2 separate regions of the Homo sapiens genome follow, and region 2 is linked to region 1. A link is a contact called in ENCODE Hi-C or POLR2A ChIA-PET data. All regions are on one chromosome and are shown on one strand. Each heading gives the region's core, a stretch centred on a gene start or an enhancer-like site at or near the end of the contact. The rest is flanking DNA. Distances are from core to core; before and after follow the strand shown. Region 1 has its middle 96 kb from the start of NEBL-AS1. Region 2 holds the start of NEBL-AS1 (NEBL antisense RNA 1).

What was found. Hi-C counts contacts between places; a loop is a spot of excess contacts on that map. ChIA-PET counts read pairs that join two places held with the same protein, here RNA polymerase II (POLR2A). Pooled maps may share reads with other maps.
Region 2: a loop to region 1 is called in a map of MCF 10A, with 15 times the contacts of the local background. The contact joins the promoter of NEBL-AS1 here to the enhancer-like site in region 1. A Hi-C loop is called at or near these places in 10 of 168 maps with a recorded cell type or tissue (Caco-2, Calu3, K562 and 6 more) and 3 of 50 pooled maps. POLR2A ChIA-PET finds 5 or more read pairs at or near these places in 2 of 52 experiments (HCT116 and MCF 10A).

The regions. Positions count from the first base shown.
Region 1 is chr10:21,076,037-21,079,881 of GRCh38, forward strand. It overlaps a transcript of NEBL not described here. Among named protein-coding and RNA genes, the nearest start is that of NEBL-AS1, 96 kb to the right of the region's middle. Within about 2 kb of position 1,862, at least 2 of the 41 ENCODE cell types and tissues checked have a DNase peak (open chromatin) inside an H3K27ac peak, as active enhancers do.
Region 2 is chr10:21,172,232-21,176,076 of GRCh38, forward strand. It overlaps NEBL-AS1 (NEBL antisense RNA 1), which reads left to right and starts at 1,759. Exons shown (of 2, transcript NR_046283.1): 1 at 1,759-1,876; 2 at 2,251-2,692. It also overlaps a transcript of NEBL not described here. RefSeq lists an enhancer at 1,338-2,228.

The DNA.
Region 1 (3,845 bases), core at 612-3,111:
GGGTCTTGGTGAGGATGTGGAGAAATTGGAACTTTTATGCATTATCAGCGGTAATGTAAAATGGTACAGCTATTACAAAAAAAACTGTATAGCAATTCCTCAAAAAATTAAACATAGAATTACCAACCAGGCACGGTGGCTTACACCTGTAATCCCAGCACTTTAGGAGGCCGAGGAGGGTGGATCACCTGAGATTAGGGGTTCAAGACTGGCTTGGCCAACATGGCAAAACCCCATCTCTACTAAAAATACAAAAAAATTAGCCAGGCATGGTGGTGCACACCTGTAATCCCAGCTACTCAGAAGGCTGAGGCAGGAGAATCGCTTGAACCTGAGAGGCAGAGGTTGCAGTGAGCCGAGATCGTGCCACTGCACTCCAGTCTGGGCAACAGAGAGAGACTCAGTTTCAAAAAAAAAAAAAAAAAAAAAAAAAAAAAAGAATTACCACACAACCCAACAATTCTACTTGTGGGCATATAACCAAAAAAAAACTAAAGTGGGAACTCAAGCAAATATTTATACATCCATGGTCATAGCAGCGTTGACCACAACAGATAAAAGGCAGAAGCAACCCACGTGTCCATCAATGAATGAATCAGAAAACAGAATGTGATATACACATATGATCAGCTACTATTCAACCTTAAAAAGGAAAGAAATTCTGATGCATACTACAACATGGATGAAACTTGAGGACATTATAATTGAAATCAGCCAGTCACAAAAGGACAAATACTTATATGAGCCCACTTATATTTGGCCCTAGAGTAGTCAAATTCATAGAGACAGAAACTAGGCAAAGGACTTGAATGGATATTTCTCCAAAGAAGATAGACAAATGGCCAGAGACAGAAAGTAAGATGACGGAGGGGGAAATGGGGGGTTAGTGTTTCATGGATGTGGAGTTTCAGTTGGGGAAGACGAAAAAGTTCTAGAAACATACATTTGCACAAAAATGTGAATATACATACTGCCACTGAACTGTCCACTTAAAAATTGTTAAAATGGTAACCTTTATGTTACGTATATCTTACCACAATTTAAAAATATGTTTAAAAATAGCCACCCAAGTCCAGAAATGACCTACAATATAATATTATACTCAAAATTAAGGTAAGTTATTGGGGTCTATCTTGGTTTTTATTCTGAACAGTACTTAAAACTCATGCTTAATCTACTTTTCTTCAAAAAAAATAAAAAATCAAAGGAATTGGGGGAAGAAAAGCTTTGTTCCTCACTCCCTTATATTTATTATGGAGCAAGGTACATTTTAAATTGCTTTTGCTGGCCGGGCGCAGTGGCTCACGCCTGTAATCCCAGCACTTTGGAAGGCTGAAGCGGGTGGGTCACAAGGTCAGGAGATAGAGACCATCCTGGCTAACAACATGGTGAAACCCCATCTCTACTAAAAGTACAAAAAATTAGCCAGGCATGGTGGCAGGTGCCTGTAGTCCCAGCTACTCGGGAGGCTGAGGCAGGAGAATGGCGTGAACCTGGGAGGTGGAGCTTGCAGTGAGCCGAGATGGCACCACTGCACTCCAGCCTGGGCGACAGAGCAAGACTTCATCTCAAAAAAAATAAAAATAAAAATAAATAAATAAATAAATAAATTGCTTTTGTTATTTGTCATTTTTGTAGTTAGAATTCAGCTGATGGTCTGTTGGTTCCTGATATCTTTTTCCCTTCTTCATTTTCTGTCCTCCCTTCCATCTCATTCATAAATCCCCTAGCACTTGCCCCTACCTCCCACACACCTAGGAAGTGGGAGGAAATCTCTCTACCCTGGGGTCAACATTGTCAGGCACAGCAGAACTGATAGACCTTTCAACAGCCCGAGCTATGGGCTTCCCACACTATTCATGACCACGAGAAAGTACTTTAGCTCTTAGAAAAGCAACACTACAAGAGCCACCATATCAAGTCCGATGGATACTGCAGAGCTGGCTGTCACAGGGACACTGAGACACCTTCCAGAGCACGGATTGACTCTCAATACCAGATTATTCTGAAAGCTGGGTTGTGTGCAGAATGGACGGGAGGAGGAGATTGGAAGATGGAAATGCATTCTATGGGGGATCGAAAATAAAAATAATGGGGAAAGCAACAATCAAAGCTGGAAGCTTACCTCAAATTAGTCCTAAAATGAACACAGCAGCATGAGTACAAAATAGACTCTTTCTAATGACAAACAAATGGACCAGAATGAAATGGATTTTTCTGTATCCTAAAAATCTTGGTATTTTGTGTTATTTACAAGGTGTTTAACAGCCAGTAGAATGTATTCTTTTTAAAGTAATAAGCCTTTCAAATTATTACAACGAACACTTTTATGATCAGAAAAAGAAATACTCTAAATAAAAAACAAAAAGGTTACAGACTGTAATAATATAAATGGTTTCCTCTCCTAAATAGAGTCGTGTATGTTGTCTATGCTGTTTGCCATCGTGTACAGTATTTGTCATCCTGAGTTTCACTCCTGGTTAATACACTTTGGAAATCTTCTTGAATCCCAACACACACAGCCCCCATCCCTCAGTTTTTATAAATGACCTGTATACACGTATGCAGAGGTATCTACTCCTATGACCTGCTCATTTGAGTGGGACTTTAAAGGTTTTGATTGTTTAATAAAGAAAAATCATGTATCCAAGCTCTACAACATGCCAGAAGAAGGTATGTCTACAAGATCATTCTCTCTATATCCACCCTAGGAAAATATACTTGATCTTATTTTTAGAAAGAAAAAGAGTAAGAGACAGAGATATTTGGGCAAAGCACTAGAAGTTGCAGTCTTAGTGTTTCAACTTGCTTATTAGCTGGCTGCCACTTGGTGGCACTGTTGATTCCAGTTTGCTCCCAGATCCAGGGGATGAGTGTATCCACTGATCCAACCTTAATAAGCACGTGCGGCTCCTGCCCCATGAAGAACTTCATTAAGCCCTGACAGCCTTTATAGAAACATCAGAATGTCTGTATTTCTACCACCTCCAGATCTAAATGACAAATGGCACAGCAAATGCCCTCCTCTTAGGACTTTCCCTAGCTTTTCCTCCAAAGGAGATATCCAACCTTTCCTTCCAGGTGTCTGTCTCAGCCTCTCTCTCTCGGAAACCTTCTCTATTAACTATAGCCAGAGCCTCCCATGGGACATGGCAAATCTGGGAAAGTGTCCTGGGTGCATCCTGGTGGAGGGGATAACAGGGCAAGACCAGAAAAAGAAAGAAAATGAGGAGGTGAAGAGGCAGTAGTACCACCATCTTGAGATTTTAAAAAAATACAAGATAAAATGCAGGGAGCACAAATCTTTGGTAGGCTCTCATTTCTGTGATTTATTTGGCAGGTGCTTTCATCTAAACCTCCCAGCACACCTGTGTGAGGACCTTGTTTTGGAAGTGAGAAAACTCAGGCTCACAGGGCTTAAGTAACTTGCTCAAGAGTGGGCACACAGAATTTGTGGATCCAGGACTGGAGCTTCAACCTTTTCTCCAAGTTGGCAACACCACACAGCCTTCAGAGGGCTTTATAAAAATAGGGCTCCCAGTATAAACATAGGGAGGCTCAACAACTTCTCACCCAAATAGAAGGACAAAAGTGGGCAGCTTCCCTCTCAATAAGATCTATGGTTCTCATCTTCACCTATCTGCCCCGTAAACACACAGATTGAGCTGCATATTCCTTTATTTATTTTTCCTCCTTTGAGATGGCCAAGGCTGTTAATTTTCAAAAGATCGCAGTTATAGAAACATTTGGAGGAAGGACGTGCACAGACATATAAGATCATTATTTGTTCTTTGTACTCTGCCCCACCACCCAAGGTAGCTCCACCTCTGTCCTACATTGAACTC
Region 2 (3,845 bases), core at 509-3,008, 96 kb after region 1:
TACATGGCCCCAGAGTCTGTGATATAAACAGGTAACTGGCCCCTGCCACACCTGGGTGACACAGTGAGTCAGTTCTTCAAAACAGGCAGGTCCACTGGCTCTCAAGCTCTGAGGCTGTGCCACACCTGGACAGCGTGTTGACAATACTTACGCATTACAATAGGGCTTCTTTTCATAGCCTTTGTAGTTGTTCATGTTGAGTGCCATCTTGCAGACCTCACAATGGAAACATCCTTTATGCCAATACTGGAAAAAAAAAAAAAACATTTAAAAATACAGTACAATGCCAGTTCTCACCAGGATGGGCACAGAAGGAAGGCTTTTTAGTGCATCACAGTCCCTGTAGCTGAAAATATTACAACAAAAAGAGTGTAGGGAACTGGGGATGTGTTTACCTACTTTCAGCTAAGTAAATAAAGCAGGCAGCTCTGAAAATGGAGTCTTAAAGGAAAACCCACCGCAATACACAGACGCACCATGGACGAACTGTCAAGGTTCTGTCGAAACAGCACTTCTTTGAGCAGCCAGAAACGATTTCTGAGCTCGGTTAATGAAGAAACGGGGCCCAGAGAGTGGCTTCGAAACCAAAAGGAATCCAGTTCAAAGTGTCTAAATGCAGGGTTTGTAGGATCTCAATAAATATGTGTTCACCCGAAGTCAGGCAAGCTGAGGGGGCTGCACGAGAGCTATGTAAGTACCCCTACACCTGACCAGCTTCCACTAAAATGCTGGACCTCGGACTCTGCCCGGGATGACTGTCAGGATGGCAGCTTGTTCTAAGGAAGCATTTGTATCTTCAGACGCAAATTTCCCCAGAACGCCCCTGGCTGGTTTCAACTGTCAGTCACTCCGGATCGCTCCTGGGTGTCTCTCTCCCGGGCTGTTCATCTCCGTCCCTGCCCGGGAAGGGCAGGGGGCAGGGCTGGAGGGGCCCGGCTACAGAACTACTTCCCCTGGAATTCCCCACCCGGTGGATTAGACACCCGTGGGTCCGGCTTGCCGCGCTGAGCCGGAGCTCTCCAGCAGGGATTATTCTTAGCAATGCGGCAGCGGCCGCCCCATGACATATTAATTACTATTTGCCTCTCCCCCTCGCCGCGGTCACAGGAGGCGCTGCGGGTGGGCGGTGAGGTGGGATCGCGGGCGGATCTGTGGGGCGGGGGGCGGGGGTATTGTGGAACACGAGTGGAGGTGGAGGGGGCGCGGCTCGCCGAAGTGCCCCCCTGGGTGCCCAGCCTGGTCCCTCCGGGGTCCGGGGCTGCGCACCGCCGTGCGCCCTCCGCAGAGGCTCTGCCGATGTCGCACCGCCCCGCACCGCGACAAAAGCCCTTCCCGGTTCCAACATCACAATCGCCAAGCGTGGTCTCTGACACTCCCGCTGGCGTCTTCGTTCGCGCGCCCTCCCCCCGTGCCAAGGCACACGCACACGCACCGACCCACTCATTGCTTTCCATCCCAGGTGCCAAAACTTCTCGAAGCAGGTGCAGCCCCTCGCCCGGCAGGTCCAGGCTGGCCCGGCGCCCCCTCGCTCACCTTATCCAGGCAGTTGACTTTCTCGGTGGGATACACGACTTTTCCGCAACGGGCGCACTGGGGGTTCATGATCGCGGTTCCCGGGGGCGGCGGCGGCGGCGGCTGCTGGCTCCCAGGAGCCGCTGTGACATCCCCCGGCGAGCCCCGCACCGCCTCCTGGCAGGCGGGAGGGCTGCGGGCGGCGGGCGCCGGGTAGGGAGTCGGCGCCGGGCCACGGGTGAGTGCACGGGGAGGGCGACGGGGCCTGGCGCCTGGGGCCGGCCGCGCTCTCGGGCTCGCAGGCGCTGGGTCTCGGCTCCGGCTCCGGCTCCGCGCCGCTGGCTCTGCGTCGCTCGCACTCCAGGTACGGGTGACTCACACAGTCACTCGCGCCCGCCCCTCGCGCTCACTCGCTCCCCCGCCTCGCCGCCGCCGCCGCGCAGGCCAAACCCACCGGCGCGCCCGGACCGAAGTGGCAGGGAACGTGCACGTCGGGCACCCTGGGAGGGAGGGCGCAGCGGGGGAGGGGGCGGGCAGAGACCCGGAAAGCTCCGCAGACCGCCGTGGGTGCGACTGTGCGGCCTGGGGAGTGAGCCTCGCGCCACCGCCGCTGCAGGCCGGGGAGCCCAGGTGGGCGGCGGCTGGGGAGGGAGGGATCCAGGCGGGGGAGGTGACAAACACCGGTGGGGAGAGTGCTCAAACCCGCGTACTCCCTTCCCTCCCTCTTCTCTTCCCCAGCCGGGGGCACCCTCATCCCAGGCTGACTGACGTCCCTGGCACCCAAATGTCGCGGGGAGTGCGGGGCCAGGGTGCGCCCTCCCTCCTCCTCCAGCCAGTGAAACCCGGGACAGCGGCACCCAGCCCCAGGGCGGAGGCCGTCTCTGCTGCGCGCAGCGACGCACCCAGGCCCAAGGGCCGGGAGATCCGCGGGGAACCCGGAGACCTGCGTCCCAGAGGGGCCGAGGGTTGCACCGCGCCCGCTCCCACGGGCCTCTTCCGAGAGGACGCTTCTCCCTCGTGTCCGCGGGAAGTCCTCGGATCCTGGATGAGAAAGAGCCTTCTCTCACCGGCTCCCAGACCCCGCGCTTTTTAATACCTGTCCTTGCAGAGCGACTGGTCATTTTAGGCCCGAGTCGAGCCTCTCTTGATTAATAAATGAATATGGCTCGTTTTGTTTTAAGTGTGCGTGGATGTATACGTTGTATTGTTTTGCAATTCAACACCGCAAAGATCTGGGAAAAGTTCTTCACCTGCATTAAGGAAAGCAATTACAAACTCGTAGTCCAAACCAGAAGAGCCAGAAAATCAAGTAGAAGGCTCAGGGTAGGATGAAACCAAAGGGAACAGGAATCGTTTCTTCCTTTTAATAAGATGTCAGGTTATTGGACTCACTTGATGAGAGGCAGCAAAATGAATCGAACACAGCCTGGGTTCAAAGCCTGACCCCGCCATCTAATGATGTGACCTTCTGCAAATTCTTAGTCGCTCTATGCCTCAATTCTTTAATCTACAAAATGGGAATAAGGACGCAGCTACCGAACAGCTTCTACTCTCCTGCTGTGAGGATTAAATGAGTCAGCAGTTCCGAACTGCTTCAATCGGCCTGGCTCAAGGGAAGCTCCACGGAAGAGTCAGCTAGGATTATTATAAATTGGTTATAACAAAGAAGCGAACACATTCCGTTGCTAGCGCACAGATTAAGACTCAATAATGCCACATACCAACTGCCACTGCTCTGACAAATATTTCTGTCATTTCAAAAAAATATCATGGCTGCAGCTTTTCATGACAAAAGAAAACCATTGGTTTCTGGGCCTCTTAAACAGCTGCACTGATGGACATATTCATAATAATGCTGTACTGTTTGACTTTCCAGAAGATGTAACTTCTTTAAAGGATTCACCAAATTCAACAGCCCCTGAGCCACTCACTCACTGCCATGTTCACAAGTCCACCTCAAAAGCAAATAAAATGAGAATTTGCTGTCAGAGAGGATCAGCTGTCTTTTAAAAATATTTCAGAGCTCATTAGAAATGTATGACGAGGGGAAAAAAAGTATGTGATCGCCTGAAAGGCAGTAGTTTTTTTTTAAACATTTACATTTTCATAACTGTAGATCATGAAATATAGTTTGAATATCTTATTCTCTTTTTCAAATTGTAAGCACAAAATTCAGAGCAAGAATGTTGGTGATATGTGACATTATAGCTGATTACATCTAACCTTTGAACTTTAAGTTATGTTTAATCTTTTTTTTTTTTTCTGAGACAGGGTCTAACTCTGTCACCCAGGCTGGAGTGCTGTGGCACAGTCATGACTCACTGCCTCAGTGA